Regions from separate parts of the Homo sapiens genome. Here region 2 is linked to region 1. The links are chromatin loops, found by intact Hi-C in ENCODE. Cell type or tissue: lower leg skin. All regions are shown on one strand. Links, peaks and the distances in the headings refer to the core of each region. The heading gives the core; the rest is flanking DNA.

Region 1 (8,004 bases), core at 992-5,991:
ACTCATTAACTCGCCATGCATTTATCCACTTATCACTGATTCAGTCACTCATGGACCTATCATTGATCCATTCACTCATTCGTGTACTCATTCCCATTTTCATTACTTCATTTATTCGTTCCTTTGTCTACTCAAAGACTCATTTGTTCATATACTGCTTCACTCCTCCATTCTTTTATTCACCATGTATTCACCTATTCATTCAACAGATGCTTATTGCATGTGCTGTCCATGTAAGGCACAAGGGGCAGAGCAGTGAAGGAGAGGAGTGTGGTCCCCAGCTTTGCGGAGCTATGGACTAATGAGTCTGTCACTGGCTCAGGAGTCATCTCTTCCACAACTCAACTGACACTGAGATTGAGCTGAAGGCATACCTTCTGTGCTTCTAGAAAGCCCATCTACCTGTCCTATTTTATCAAATTGCTGCATGTATAAGTGGGTCTCCCTCTAGTCTCACAGAGAACCCATCTACCTGCCCTATTCTATTGAATTGCTGCATTTGTAAGTGGGTCTCCATCTAATCTCACAGAGCTACTCAATGAGTGGAACTAGACTAAATTCATATATAAATTTCACTCCTCATATGGGGTCTGACAAGAGTTAGCATCAATACTTGTTGAGCTGAAATTAATACCTTAATATTAGTCATTTTAGTACTCTCTTAGATATCAGCTGCCAGAAAATTTTAAAATATGGGGCATAGGGGTTTCCTACCACCACCTCCAAATAAATCAATTCACTAGAATTTATAACTCAGATAGTGAAAAAAACTGAATGTAAGTAGCATGAGAAAATGTCTAAAATATATCCATAGTATATGCAGAATGGTACTATGTACTATTAAAATAAAGATACAAAAGATTAAGGTTTCATTTCATAAAAGTCCACAGTGCAGAACTGAAATACCTACAATCTTTGTTTCAAAACACATTTTAATCACTGGTTCATGATTTACCCTCTTGTAATTTACTTTTTCATATACTTATTTCCTTAATCATAATAATCAACTCCATGAACCCACCAAAATACAAAAACAAGAACACTGAATATTTTAACACCTGTTTCTGACCTCATTATACACAGAGAAAACAGATTGACTCTTTTCTGTTAAATGGATTTCAGGGAAGCAGAATTGTGTTGATCATAATTCTTGCTTCATGAAATGTCATCATTTGAATATTCTTGTCCATTCTAGTGTTTTTGTCGTTCATTAATTTAGTCAGTCACTCATTTTCAAAAACAAAGTCAACAACAAAGAATCTACTCCCAAGAAAGAGGGGAGAAATTGACTATCATTTAAATCTTTCCATGACCTCCTCAAACAGTGATAAAACAGTTAACCAAAGTTAAACAAATCCTTGTTTCATGATATAATCTCCAAATTGGTCATGAGTGGCCATTGTAATTTTACTAGCATAAATGCTTTGTACTTGTTTAACTATTTATTATTTTTAATAAAATAACAAAACTCAAGAGAACCACAACTAACCCAAAAACAAGATCTTTGACCAAGGCTAGAATCTGCCTATAATCTCCTTAATCTAAGAGATAGCAAACCAAACCTCTTTTTAAATGGATCTCGTTTTGCAAAATGAATTAACCATGACACTTGGCAGGATTCATTCTTATCATTGGTTCAGGCATGGTCTTCTTGGATTTTATGACTGCATAAAGTCATTTCTTCTTTTCAAATAATAATTAATCATCATCTCTAACAAAAGGCTAAACCAAGAATAAAAACTTAATCTGACTCACCCTGTTCTACACTCTCCTTGCCACATGGGTAACAGTCAAGATCTTCATCCTTTAAATAATTATTAAAACAGCCAAGTTACCTCTGTTCTGTGGGGTTACAAAGCAGATATAGAAAATAATGAAGTACCCTTATCATTGGTTCATACTTGGCACCCATTTATTTAGTTATACACGTATTTGTTTGTTTAATTTTAATTTTTTTGTCTTAATGAATCAAACATCTGGGAACCCACAGCAAACTAAGAACAGAACATTGACTATTAAGTACTTCTATCTAGATGCTTCTTACCCAAAGTGGTGACAAATTTAATCTGTTTTTTTTCTTGATGGACCAAGGTATTTCAGAATTGAATTAATTATATTCCTTGCTTTACAACATGCCCTCAGAATTGGTCCATGTCTTAACCTCTTTTTCTTTACTCATGAATATACTTGTGTGTTGATCCACACAAGTGGATCTGCTAATCATATAAAATCAGTACCTGTGAACCCTCTCAAGCTCCAGAACTAGATTCTCAAACTTTCCTGACATTATTCCCACAAAGGTTTACATATTAGTTCTTCATTTTGCAGTGGACCTCAGTTGTTCCAAAAACTGATTGATCATAATTTTTATTCAGATGCATTCCATTCACATCATTGGTCCAGACATGGCCCCTCTACATTTAATTTGAACAACTTTTAGATATCAAATGAACAAACTTGAACCACCATCCTACTCAACAACTAGAATACTGACTCCATAAATGAGTAACAGCCTTTATCAAGAGAAGAGTCTTTAAATAATCAATGAGACAAACATACAATGTGACATTTAACTATTGAAAATGAATGGGAAAGCTAAATTTTTTCTTACACTTCATTTGTGCTAAATTGGATTAATTTCGGTCCACAACACATTCTCATCATAGGCCTAGTATGACCTTTTAAAATTTAATTATCTTTTTAAATGACAGTAGAAATCATGAACCAACAACCCAACTCAAGAACTTTATTACTTACATTATATGACATTCTCCTTACTCTGAGGGATAAGGTAAAGTTCCTCATCAATGGGAGAATAATTTAATCAGCTCTGGTCTACCCATCCTGTAGATGATATTACCAAATGAAAGAGGAAATTACCAACTGAAAAGACCTAGATTTAGGTTTCGACTTAGTAAACGTGAAGTAACCATCGTAGAAATTGAACACAAACAATGATTTATGCCACATTGTTATCTCTGGTTCGTGAATGGAGCTCCATCTTATTAATTAACATATTATCCATTTTAACAATATCAGGAATACCCTTAAATGAACCACCCAACATAAAACCTATGAGAGTTACATACATCTGACTCCATATTCCATACCCACAGAGCTAAAAATGTAGAGCTCTTCTTTTAAAAAGGGCTTCTGTTGTGCAAAACAGTAGTCATCATGAACCTTGATTTATAATACAATCTTATCATTGGTTTTTCTGTAGCCTTCATTGATTATATTACGTATTATTTTATCATACACTAAATACCCTAAATGGACCATCCCAACAATGACAAGAACTTGGATCATTACTCACACTGACCCATAAAGGTCTTCATCATTACAGAATCACTGTAGTGATAAGTGTGTTCCTTCTATGGAACTGAAAGCAGATGGTGAAAAAAAGGAAAAATAAACATGTATTCTTTTATACCTTTAAAAATGTATACACAAAATATGCAGGAATATTCCTTACAAAAAGGGAGTGAAAATATCAAAAATTCTTTCAATTGATCCATGTTTCCCCCGTTAATTTGCTTAGCTATTTATAATTAGGTATTGATAAATTTGTGAAATTATTTATTTGTTTCTCTTAACAAGACAAACTTGAACTCACCATTCTCCCAGAACAAAAACGTTGACTATTACTATTCTTTGTCTATATGATACTTACCAAAAGAAGGAACATTCCTGATTTATTAATTTATTCATAAAACTCAGTGTTTTGGGATATTAAAAATATATAATTCCACAGATGTTCTGATTGGACTCATTCTAATTATTGGTGTGTAACACACTCTCATCCCTGTTCTTTTTTAATTCTGTATATAGATGTAGTCATTTATGCATTATTTTATAATACAATGAATACCTCTGAGTAAACACCCCACCAAAGGACAAGAACTTTGGGCATTATTTGTATAGGTCTATAGCCTTTTTCCCAGAGACTTACCAGCTAAGATCTTCACCAATGATAATCCATTCTGGAGGGTAGAATGCAAATGGTAAAAAGAATGAAACATCCTAAATTTTGACTGTGCTCTAATATTCTAATAAATGAAAGGAGAGCAAGTTTAGATTAATTTTTATAATTGGGTCATGCTCTTTTTACAACTGGCCAGAAAACCCTCTTTTTTGTCACATTAATTCAATTATTAATTTTGCATTTAAAATGGATGCCTTTGCAATTGCAACAAAAGCAAAAATTGACATGTGGAATCTAATTAAACTAATGAGTTTCTGCACAGCAAAAGAAACTATCATCAGAGTGAAGAGACAACCTACAGAATGGGAGAAAATTTTTGCAATCTATCCATCTGACAAAGGTCTAATATCCAGAATCTACAAGGAACTTAAGCAAATTCACAAGAAAAAAACCAACAACCCCATTAAAAAATGGGCAAAGGACATGAACAAACACTTCTCAAAAGAAGACATACATGCAGCCAACAAACAAGAAAAAAGGCTCAACATCACTGATCATCAGAGAAATACAAATCAAAACCACAGTGAGACACCATCTCCTACCAGTCAGAATGGTGATTATTAAAAAGTCAAGAAAAAACAGATGCCGATGAAGTTAAAGAGAAATAAGAATGATTTTACACTGTTGGTGGGAATATAAATTAGTTCAACCATTATGGAAGACAGTGTAGTGATTCCTCAAAGATTTAGAAGCAGAAATACCATTTGACCCAGCAATTCCATTACTGGGTATATAACCCAAAGGAATAGAAATCATTCTATTATAAAGATACATGCACATGTATGTTCATTGCAGCACTATTCGCAATAGCAAAGACATGGAATCAACCCAAATACTGGATAAGGAAAATGTGATACATATACACTATGGAATACTATGCAGCCATTAAAGGGATGAGAGCATGTGCTTTGCAGGGACATGGATGAAGCTGGAAGCCATTATCCTCAGCAAACTAATGCAGGAACAGAAAACAAAACACTGCATGTTCTCACTTATAAGTGGGAGCTGAACAATGAGAACACATGGACACAGGAGGGGAACAACACACACTGGCGCCTGTCAGGGGAGGGTGGGGAGAGCATCAGGAAAAACTGCTAATGCATGCCAGGCTTAATACCTAGGTGATGAGTTGATAGGTGCAGCAAACCACCATGACACATGTTTACCGATGTAACAAACATGCACATCCTGCACATGTACCCCAGAACTTAAATAAAATAAATGGACGCCTTTGAATCCAACATCTGAATCAAGAATGAGAGTTCTCTACAAAACACGTCAGCTTCAATGCCTCCACCCATGCACTCAACAACCTAAATCTTTGGACCTCCCATATGCACAATTAGATTCATCTAAATACTTGTTTCAGAGCAATTTCATACCAATGAACAGTGCTTGCTATCACTTCATTCACTCATTCACAAACCAATTTGGCGAATTATTCATTCTTTGTAAAGAAACAGAACATATGTAAACCCTCAGAAACCCAGAATGTGTCTGATACTGTGCGTCTATGTATAGCCTAATTATGCAAACACTTGTAAGAGCCAAAATACTTGCCTTAAGAAGAATACACTCTCCGGACCCAGTTACATCACAACCATCATTTCCAGACATGTTTGCTACTGGCCCTTGCTTTATCCTTTTTAGCTAATTGATTATTATTAACTTAAGCATTTGTTCATTATTAAGATAAAATCAGTATCCTTACACATGATCTAAACTACAGCATGGATCATCGTAGCACATGCATAGTTGATCATTACCAAAGTAATAACAGATGATGTCACTTTGTAATGGAATTTAGTGAGCACAATAGCTCTTGTTATAGAACAAATTATTGTCACTGGCCCTCTTTAAAAATAGCTTTCTATTTATATAAACAACATCCCTAGTTAAGGATAAGACAACCAGGAAACCAAAGACAACTCAATATAAACATGGACAGCTCATACATTTGTCTACATGTTTCTCATTCTGAGAGATTAAAAATCTGACACAATTCCCACTCCCTGAGCAATAGATCAGTACTGTGACTTGCTTCATTACACATGTTATAGTTGGTCCAGGTGTGGCCATGTTTTTATTCACTTATTTCTTTTACTTGAGTTCTTCACGCATTAATTCATTATCCGTGAATTACAAGAGCACAAGAATAGGGTAACTGATTTTTTGGGGGTTTTTTTTGTTTTTTTTTTTTCGAGACAGGGTCTCACTCTGTTGCCCAGGCTGGAATTCAGTGGCGCGATCTCGACTCACTGCAACCTCAACTTCCTGGGTTTAAGCAATTCTCCTGCCTCAGCCTCCCAAGTAGCTGGGATTACAGGCACTCGCCACCACACCCGGCTAATTTGTATATTTTTAGTAGAGACGGGGTTTCACTGTGTTGGTCAGGCTGGTCTTAAACTCCTAACTTTGTGATCTGCCCACCTCGGCCTCCCAAAGTGCTGGGATTAAAGGTGTGAGCCACCGTGCCCAGCCGATAACTGAATATTTTTAACTACTGTCTACAGGATCATTTCCAACTGATCAATAGGCTAGATTTCTTTTATATCGGAGCTTAAACTTCCTGACTCCTATTACTCATCATCCTTGACTCATACCCACGAGTCATCATCTCTGGGCCAGGCCACAGACCATCAATCATTTTTTTCATTTAGACTTTGTCTATTTCATTTATTTATTAATTTACTACTTTATAATAAAGAAATAGACATGAATCAGAAAAAAAATAGGACAAGAGCTGTGATAACCCTGTTGTCTATCTGTAGAGCAGTTCCTACAGAAATTAGACATGTTTCTTGAACTGACCTGATTGTTTCAAACATGCATTACTCAACAAAATGTTTCATATCAACCCCATGTTCATTTTGGGGACACGGTTAGTCTTCTTTAATTATATTTTCTACTTATTAATAATGCATTGACCACTCTTAAATGGCCCAAACCAAGACAAGAACTTTGACGATTACTCACATTTGTCTGTAGGTTCCTTAAAACAACCATAGAGCAAGTGGTCATGGCAGAATCAGTGCAGGGAGTGACTGTTCTGAGGATTACAAGGAAGAGCAGAAGACAAAATTTGAGATTTTCTATCCATTAATTTTTTCATTCTACCTTCCATTTACTCTGTCAGTTGGTATTTATTGATTTGTTAATATTTGCTTATTTCCCCCTTAATAAAATAAATATTGAACTTACAATTGACCCAGTTGACCTGAGAATTGACCTAAAAATCACATAGCCTTTGATAACTAATAATCAGTGCTATTGCTCTATCAGTGGCTCTATGATTCTTAGCCAGAGAGTTAAAAACCACTGGCCCATTTATTATCCATTCCAAATTAATTAATAGTATTTCTTTCCTTGCCACATATGTTAACAATTAGAATATGCCTCTCTCTCTCTTCATGTTTAATCATTCAAATCTTTGTTTGATTCTTTCATTAATTCATTTATATTAACACAATCACAATCCATGAACTGTAAAATTGGAAGCAAACAGCCTTGATATCACTAACATCTATCTAAAGGATTTTTTTCAACAGAGGAATAGATTAGATTTCTATTATATTGAACCTCAGAGTTCCAGGCACTTAGTATTCATCCTCCATGACTCACACACCACCGGCTGTCATCGCTTGCTCAAGCTTGGACCTCCTTTTCTTAATTCGTGTCTACGTGTTTTTATTGATTAATTTATCAGTTCACTAACAATAAAATAATTACCTAAGAGTCACAAAAACTTGTGAGTAAAATCCTTAAATAGCTCTTATATCTGTCTATGTCAATATTACTCACAGCAATACACCTCTTTCATTAATTAAATTCAATGTTTTCATTAGTTAAATTCAATGTTTTATATATATACATTAATCAACATAATGCTTTATATTAATCCTATTTTTACAAATGGGCCAGAGTTTACCTTCAATGATTGTATTTAACACTTCTTAATAATACTACGAATATCTTTTTTAAAAAACACTGAAACCAAGAATGTTGACTGTCACTCACAT
Region 2 (8,004 bases), core at 856-5,855, 130 kb before region 1:
TGGTGTGGACCAGCGCATCTTGGGGAGAGTGGGGCATGGGGAGTCGTGGGGTGTCCTGACCCTGCAGCACCTGCCCTGCCCCAGGAAGCCTGTCTCCTTGTGGCTCAGAAAGATCGTGCTGCCTACGTACCTGGAGCTTTGGACACAGGAGCTCCCGGGGACAGCGGCCGGGCCTGTGACTGGCCATCCTTGCCACACATTATTAACAGAACAGCCCCTGCAGGGGCTAGAAATTGGTTGAGCCTCCTGGTGGGAAGATCCAATTTTCACCTAAGCAGAAGTAGGAGGAGGGAGGAGGAGATGCTACTTCCTGAGGGGCCCAGCACTGCCCTCTTATCTCTGCTATGCCCAGAAGGTATCGGCTACCCATCTCCCAGCCCGACTGAGCAGACAGATGCTGGCCGACACAGCTGGCCCTGAGGTTCCTGGGGGCACACACCATGAGCTCTGTGGATCTCGGTTTCCTTGTCTGAAAATGCAGGAGCTGCATGAACCTCTGAGTTCTGAAATCTGGCTTGAAGCACCCCCAGCCAGCTCTGAACTGAGTATATCAGCCACTCGGCAAAACGCCTGGGGCACCTGCTCTGTCCCAGGTGCTGGGGCTCTGATCCGAGGCCAACCTGGAGGGGTTGAGTCTCACAGGAGTGATAGCTCTGACAGATAAGGGATTCACAGGGCAGGGGACAGGGACAGAATGCAGGCTGCAGTGGGAGCTCTGACAAGGGGCATCTGGCTCAGGCCAGAGGCTGTCACTTATTCATTCAACAAACATTTATTGAATGTCTTCTACGCACCAAGATTTCTAGGCAAGCAGCAACAATGGACAAGGTCCTTAGCTTCCAGGAGCTGACATTCTAGTGGGTGGGAGGCAAGAGAGGAGCAAGCAAATGAACATGTCAGGTAACACCAGGCCACAATCATGCTGTAACAAAGACAAAACAGGGACTGGGTGAGTGGGTGTGGCTATGGCTGGTGGGGACAGGGCTCCTCTAGATAGGGGGTCAGGAGGAGGGGCTCGCTGAGGAGGAGACAGCTGGGTAGAGCCCAACATGGCTGCCCCAGCCAGGGGCCATGCTTTGGAGTCAGGGCTGGCAGGACCCACAGGACCTACTGGCGGTAGGGACGGAGCTGGCCAGGAGGCTCCTGGGCTCTGGTCTGAGCATGGGGGTGGATGGAACTGCTGGCGGCCACAGCCAGAAAGCTGGGGAGCAGCAGGCACGTGGAGGGGGTCTCTGTTTTTGTCCTCTCAAGTCTGGAACATGATGGTTTGGGAATTTGGAGGTTTGGTCCTCCTCCCCTCCAGTGTGTGGGCTGGACGTGGGGACTGGAATCCAGCAAATTGCAGCCCCTGCGTTGGATACTCAGCACCAACCGGGCTGTCTTCCACCCAGCTCTCGGGGGCCATGTGGGGTCTCTTTCCCTGTCTCTGTCTCTCTCTCTCATTCTCACTCTCTCTCATTCTCTCTCTGTCATTCTCTCTCATTCTCTCTCTCTCATTCTCACTCTCTCTCATTCTCTCTGTCATTCTCTCTCATTCTCTCTCTCTCATTCTCTCTCATTCTTTCTTTCTCATTCTCTCTCTCTCATTCTCTCTCTCTCATTCTCTCTCTCTGTCATTCTCTCATTCTCTCTCTCTGTCATTCTCTCATTCTCTCTCTCTCATTCTCTCATTCTCTCTCTCTCATTCTCTCTCTCTGCCATTCTCTCTCTCATTCTCTCTGTCATTCTCTCTCTCTGTCATTCTCTCATTCTCTCTGTCATTCTCTCTCCCATTCTCTCTCTCTGTCATTCTCTCTCTGTCATTCTCTCTCTGTCATTCTCTCTCTCTGTCATTCTCTCTCTCTCATTCTCTCTCTCTCATTCTCTCTCTCTGTCATTCTCTCTCTGTCATTCTCTCTCTCTGTCATTCTCTCTCTCTCATTCTCTCTCTCTCATTCTCTCTCTCATTCTCTCTGTCATTCTCTCTCTCTCTGTCATTCTCTCTCTGTCATTCTCTCTCTCTCTCTCTGTCATTCTCTCTCTCATTCTCTCCCTGCCACCTCCTCCCTTGTCTCTTTCTCCTCCTGAGTGGAAGGAAGGAGGGATGGACGGATGGCAGACAAGCATCTCCTCTGCAGAATCTGCCCCTCCTGGGGCCTCAGTTTGCCCATCTGGAAAACGTCAAAGTGGACCTGATGTTCTCCTTTGAGCTGTTGTTTTCTGTGGGTTTTATTGCTTTTGATGCTTTTGAGCTCAGTCAGCAAATTGTTCCCTGTTTTCTTTCTATTTTGAGAAGGCTTCTTTCCCTGGTGAATGCAATTTTCAAGTCTCTCTTCCATCATACTTTTTTTTAATGATATAGTCTTTCAAAGTGGCCTTCTATTTTTACTTTTCCTTTGGCAAGATAATTTCTAGCCCTTTTCTCACCACCCAACTCAATTTCCTTTGTTAATTTCCAAGCCTCTTCTTTCCACAGGGGCCTCACCTCTTAGTACTTAATTGATTTCTTCTATCACGTAATTCCACGGTTTCATCAATAAGCAATTTTAGACCCATTGTCAATTTCTATTTTTTATACCATTTCATCTGCTCAGAGGCCGAGAACATGGATTAGACACAAGATGAGATTTCATTATCTCTTAGACGCCAGTTTTCCCCCCTGGCCCCATTCACTGAAGCAAGAATGTCTTCTGGACTTTGCTATATTCCCTTCTAATTAATTACTCTCCTTTTTATTCACTTCCCTCAATTCTGTGAGTTTAAAGTGTAAATTAACACGTGTATCCTGCTTCAAATGTCATTTTAATGTTAGGGGACTTTGCGCATACGCGATCCCCGTGACCCTGCGGCCTCCTGTAGACACGGACAGTACCTGCAGTGGAACTCTTTTTGGGTTCAGTGGGGTTTTTCCTGTGCCCGGCTCTGCCGACGTCCTCTGCCTGCTTGAATGCCCTCTCTAGCTGCTGCTTCCTGCCACGCACACAGGCTGGGGGGAGGCAGAGAGCAACAGGAGCCCAAGGGGGCCAGCCAACCTCGATGGGCCGAGCAGAGCCCAGGAGCTATGTCTCCACTCGGCAAACACGAGCCCCGCAGGAGCCCCTTGCTTTTTGCAGATGGGTTTTGACACGGCCAAGACTCTGCAGACCGTTAGACTTTTTACCACCTTGAGGAGAAACCTGTCAAAAACATTCCAGACTGTGTTCAGCCATTGAGCGGGTATCGACCGCCTCCGCCTTTGCCTCTCTGGAGAGGGATTAGTTACCATCTGAGCCGAGTGAACCGCACATGGAGCTTGACGCCCCTGCACCCTGCCCCGGATCCTACCTGCCGGGAATCTCCGGGTGCGTGGGAACTGTCTTTCCTAAGATCATGATTTCTACCGCAGGTGGGATGGGAGGTGCTCTGCCTCTTCCATGTCTGTTCCTGAGCGACGGCACGCCAGGCAGAGGCTGAAGCCCCGTGATGGCCAGAACACCCACCATCCACCGCTCCTCTCAGGGCCCTGCAGCTGCCTCTCCCATCTAGATGTGGGCACGGTCACCCTCAGTGGGGCCAGGCATGAAAGCAGCTTCCTTGTTTCCACTCTTCTGTGAGAACAGCCACCAGGAGGCTGTGTTGAAAGTCAGCCATATCCCCAAGTGTGCCTATCTGCACCACGAAGAGGTTGGGGGGCACATAGCTGTGAGATCATGGCTGCCACTTCTTTGGGAGGTCTCTCAGGGGAAAACAGCCATCTGGCTTCCGTATCAAAAAGAGCCACATGCCTCCTGACCCACTAGTGTGGCGTATCTAGTTGTCCTTTCACTCCTGTAGACTGATCATGCTTCTTTTTTCACCATGGCTACTAGGAAGCTCAGTAAATAGGATTTCAAGGCAGGAACTTTGTGAGCTTCAGATCTGACTCCACTTGCTGCTGTTGTCCATGCCTTCCTTCCTCATCTACTCATTTTATTCTCCTGTAACTCATTCATTCATTCCCTTACCGAGCACCCTGTCTTACCAGACACTGGGCAAGGGGCTAGGATCACAGCAACACCCAAGTGCAAAGGCGCTCAGGGAGATGATAATCTAGCATCATTGAAAAGCAGCAAGTCAAAGTACAAGATCCAAAGTGCTGGGATGAGACTTAAACAGGAACATGGGATAAGTAACTGGCTTGGGCAAGGACTGCTCTATAATAGTGGTGATCTGTGGACAGTGAAGAAGAGCGCTCTGAGGAGACGACATTTTAGCTGAGAATTGATTACTGTGAAGGAGCTAGATGTGGTGGTTGAGGTGGCAGAGCCTCATGCCTGGAAAGGGCCATGAATGTTCTGGAAATAACAAGGAGGTTTGTATGGCTGGAGCCAGCAAGAGGAGGCAGGAAGGAGATGAGGACAGAGACATCATCAGCAGGGACCTTGCAGGCTTTGCCACCACTTGTGCATCTTAGGTCGCCTTGAGCACACCTTTCCTGAAATCCTTCTCTGAAATAAGTATAAGAATGAACAAATTTATATACAAATGTATGCTTATCTACATGCAACAACTCTGTGCCTTTTGATCTTTCATCAGCAGTTTGTCTAACATGGTTGTACAGTGTGTGTGTGCATGCACAGAAAACGGCAGCATCTCCATGCCTCAGTATTTGCCTTAGGGAACACGAACCCCAGCAATACCTGCCTGGGGTTGTTGTGGGCATTAAATGAGTTAACACTGACAGCGGGCTGACGGCCTGTGGAAGGGCTCCCTATGTGTCAGCTCTCGTTACCAGTGTGTGTACATCTGACATGTGGGACTGGTTAGGGAGGGCGTGAGTCTGGACATGGTTACTGACACGATTAGTTACATAAGATCCGACGGTGAATGTTCCTGTGGACATCTGGCAGGACATATATAATCTAATAAACATCCGTAACCTCTTTAGAGCTTGGGAAGTGTTTCCCCAGCTCTTCTCTCATTTGATTGGAGAATGACCTCAGCTTACGAGAAACTCCTCGCTGTCTAGGGCCATGGTTAGGATGAGTTTTTCCCCCACTGTGGGGTTTGCTGAGGGTCCACACCCAGCAGTCATAGGAGGTGACCCAGCGTGTCCAAGGACTGGGGCCCAGGCCTGAGGGCTGGGGGTGTGTGGCTGTTGGCTGAGCAGGGCTGCAGGGGCTGAGATCACTGTCTCCAGGGTCTCGTTTGGGGGTCGTGGCAGAGTGGCGGAGAGCTGAAAAGTACAGAACTGAGCAGAGGTAGGGGCCCCGGGGCAAGGGGGCCTTGGCTGGTGTAATGAAGGACTTCCTGTCACCTGGGGTTCTTCTCCCAGAAGTGGACAGGGCAGGCAGCCTTGCCAAAGGGTGAGCTCCCCATCCCAGAACCTGCAGCCAGGTTGTGATGTCTCAGTGCCCTGGCCTTGAAGGAGGGGCTATGGGGGCTATGAGCCCAGGCCAGGGGCTCCATGCATACTGTCCTACAAGCCCCTTTCTTTGGGGCTTCTGTTTCCTGGTCCGAGAAATGAGGAGGGCACGAGAAGCTCCCAGGTCCTCTTCATTCTCTGATGCCCAAATTCCACAGAACAACAAGGCTCTCTCAAGCCCGTAGTGGTCAAGGAATAGTTTGGAACATTGGTGGCCAGCCTGCCTCATCTCGTCAAACTGAGAACCAAGGGGTCCTGAGAACACATAGCTTTGGCTGTCTCTGCACCACGCGCGGGAGCAAGAGGGCTCGGAGACCGGCCCGCAAGGATCACGAGTGGCCTTCGCTTTCCAGAGCAGAAATCCCAGGGCTCAGGGCCAAGCTGGAAACCGAGGAGGCCCTGTCTCTTCTCATTCTCCTCATCGCATTGGTGGCTAATTGACCACAGGACAGTATCTATGGCATGTATACAATAAACATGACTTCAGCTGTCTGGAACCATCTTCCTGTGGGGCTGTCCATCGCTGTACGGCCCCCAGCCAAGTGCTGGGAGGAAGCTCCCGCTTTGGGGCCAAAGGCAGGGTCTCTCCTAGGCAGGATCTGGCCCCCCGAGGGCACCAGCACAGCCTCCATCTCTGCCCTGGGGTTGGTCCTCGGCACACAGTGATAGGCCAGGGCCGCCTCTGCTCACCTGAGGGCGCTCGGCAGAGCTTTATGGTGAGCAACAGAACCGGGTTCCGAGACGCTGCAGACACCTGGGTCTCATTTCTTCCTCATGGTCTAGGAGGGTGACGGAGGAGACACCAGTCACAAGAGGCCTCCAGGAGTGCCGACGTGCCCCAGACCCGGGTGCTGAGGAGCAGCTGGGGAGGAGCCATGGGTCCCTGGGCAGACGGCGGGGAGATGGCAGGATGGGTCCAGGGATGGGGCCTGGTAGGGCGCTGTGGTTTCACTGGCCACGACTTTAGAGAGGTTTCCTTGGGAACCAGCGACTGGGCCGGAGGCAGGAGGAGGGTGGGCAGAGGGGACGCGCAGCAGGGTCACACTTGCCTGACCCACCCCTCAGGCCATGCCACCCCCTAGACGGGAACCTCCTCCCACGCCAGGGCATATGAGTCCCTTACCCGTGGTCCACTGAGGTCCAAAAATATTAAACAGAAATCCCAGAAAGAAACAATCCCTAAGTTTTCAATTGCATGTCGTTCTGCACGGCTGGATGAAATCTCTCACCTTCCCACCCTGGACACGCGTCCCCCTTTGTCCAGCGTCTCCACACTGTAGGCGCCCTTCCTACCTCTTAGTCACCTAGGAGCCCTCTCGATGACCAGGTCTACCGTCATGATGTCATAGTGCTGGTGGTCAAGTCACCCTTATTTTATCTCATCATGGCCACAAAGTGTGGAGAAGCAGTGCTGGCATATTGTTATCATTGTTCTATCTGGGTTATTAACTATTGTGGTTAATCTCTTCCCGTGCCTGATAAACTTCATCATAGGTATGCATATACAGGAAAAAACACAGTAGAATAAGGTCCAGTCCTACCCAAGTTTCAGGCTTCCACTGGGGGTCTTGGAATGCACCCCCCCCGATAAGGGGGGACCCCTGTGTAAGGAGGGAACCCCGATGCTGATGTTGAGGCTGACGATATTCTGTTCAGGAGGGCAGCTGCGTGTGTTGGCCAGACTTCGCCTCTGCAGACTTACAGGAGGTTGTCCCTAGATCCAGGTTACAGAAGCTGGCCTGTACCCAAAAACCAGTGCGTGCACTGCATGGCTGTACATGTGTGTATGTACGTGTGTGCACCAAGGGGAGTGCGTATGTGGGTGTGGGTGAGCACATGAGTACTTGTACCCATATGAGTGCATGTGTGCATGGCTCTGAGTGTGTGTCTGAGTGCCTGTATGTAAGGGTGTGTGTTTCTGTCTGTGAATGTATGTATACGAGCATGTGTGAGTGTGTAAGTGTGTGTTGCCTGCGTGCGTGCCTGCGGGTGTGTCTGTGTGTGCTGGGAAGGGGGGTGTCAGTCCCATGACTTCCCCAGGTGGCCAGGGGCTGAGGCTGCAGCATGTCCATCCAGATGAGCAGGCTGACCTTCTCTTCAGCTCATCCTGGAAGGTTTTCCCTGGGCCCAGTTTGACCAATGCTTCTTGGGCTGGGCTGTTGGTGTCCCACGCACAATATTACTTATGACTAAGGATCCTTGCTGCAGAAAATGGTGACTGCATCTGTCCTGACAGTAACAACCCTTCCCACCGTCTGTCATCCAGGACGAGGCTGTGGTGGGGACATAAAGGGGACTGGGGCTGGATTGGGAGCTGTGCAGAGGCCCATAGGGATGGGGCTATTAGATTCTCTAGAGGTTCTATTGGAATGGGGGTTAAGCTACCCTGCCAGAAGCAGGTGGGTGCTTTCACTGGGGTCCTCCCATTAGAGCAGGAGCCCCGGGCTCTGGGACCAGCCATGTCTGCCACACTGATAGGTGACTTCTGACCCTCTCCACCCTACAGGGACCCCCCAGTTCTCACCAGCCCTCTGGAGTCCCCCAACAGAAACATCTAGGGCAGGGCATCGGGAGGCAAAGTCCAGAGCAGGAGGATAGGAGGCAGCCCAGGGGCTCAGGCACAATAGCATTCAGAGGACGTG

The links. A loop is a pair of places that touch in the nucleus more often than their neighbours do. Peaks named below come from ENCODE experiments on the same cell type or tissue, not always from the same donor. Only the 100,000 strongest peaks of a DNase experiment are listed, where the experiment ranks them.
Region 2: it touches region 1 in a loop (6-fold over the local background); 1 of 110 quality-filtered maps calls a loop at or near these places.

The regions. Positions count from the first base shown.
Region 1 is chr14:100,992,865-101,000,868 of GRCh38, reverse strand. MEG8 (maternally expressed 8, small nucleolar RNA host gene) reads right to left here. Exons shown (of 51, transcript NR_146000.1): 47 at 6,962-7,034; 48 at 3,953-3,983; 49 at 3,323-3,382; 50 at 2,758-2,844; 51 at 1,756-1,804. LOC124903421 (small nucleolar RNA SNORD113/SNORD114 family) reads right to left here and starts at 2,402; the gene lies at 2,328-2,402. SNORD114-31 (small nucleolar RNA, C/D box 114-31) reads right to left here and starts at 7,633; the gene lies at 7,560-7,633. It overlaps LOC124903422 (small nucleolar RNA SNORD113/SNORD114 family), which reads right to left and starts at 6,612; the gene lies at 6,539-6,612. RefSeq lists an enhancer at 1-181. In lower leg skin, for the core only: no CTCF peak of the experiment used is centred there; no DNase peak of the experiment used is centred there.
Region 2 is chr14:101,124,180-101,132,183 of GRCh38, reverse strand. No RefSeq gene overlaps it. Among named protein-coding and RNA genes, the nearest start is that of LINC02285, 7.3 kb to the right of the region's middle. In lower leg skin, for the core only: no CTCF peak of the experiment used is centred there; DNase peaks (open chromatin) are centred at 1,079 and 3,034.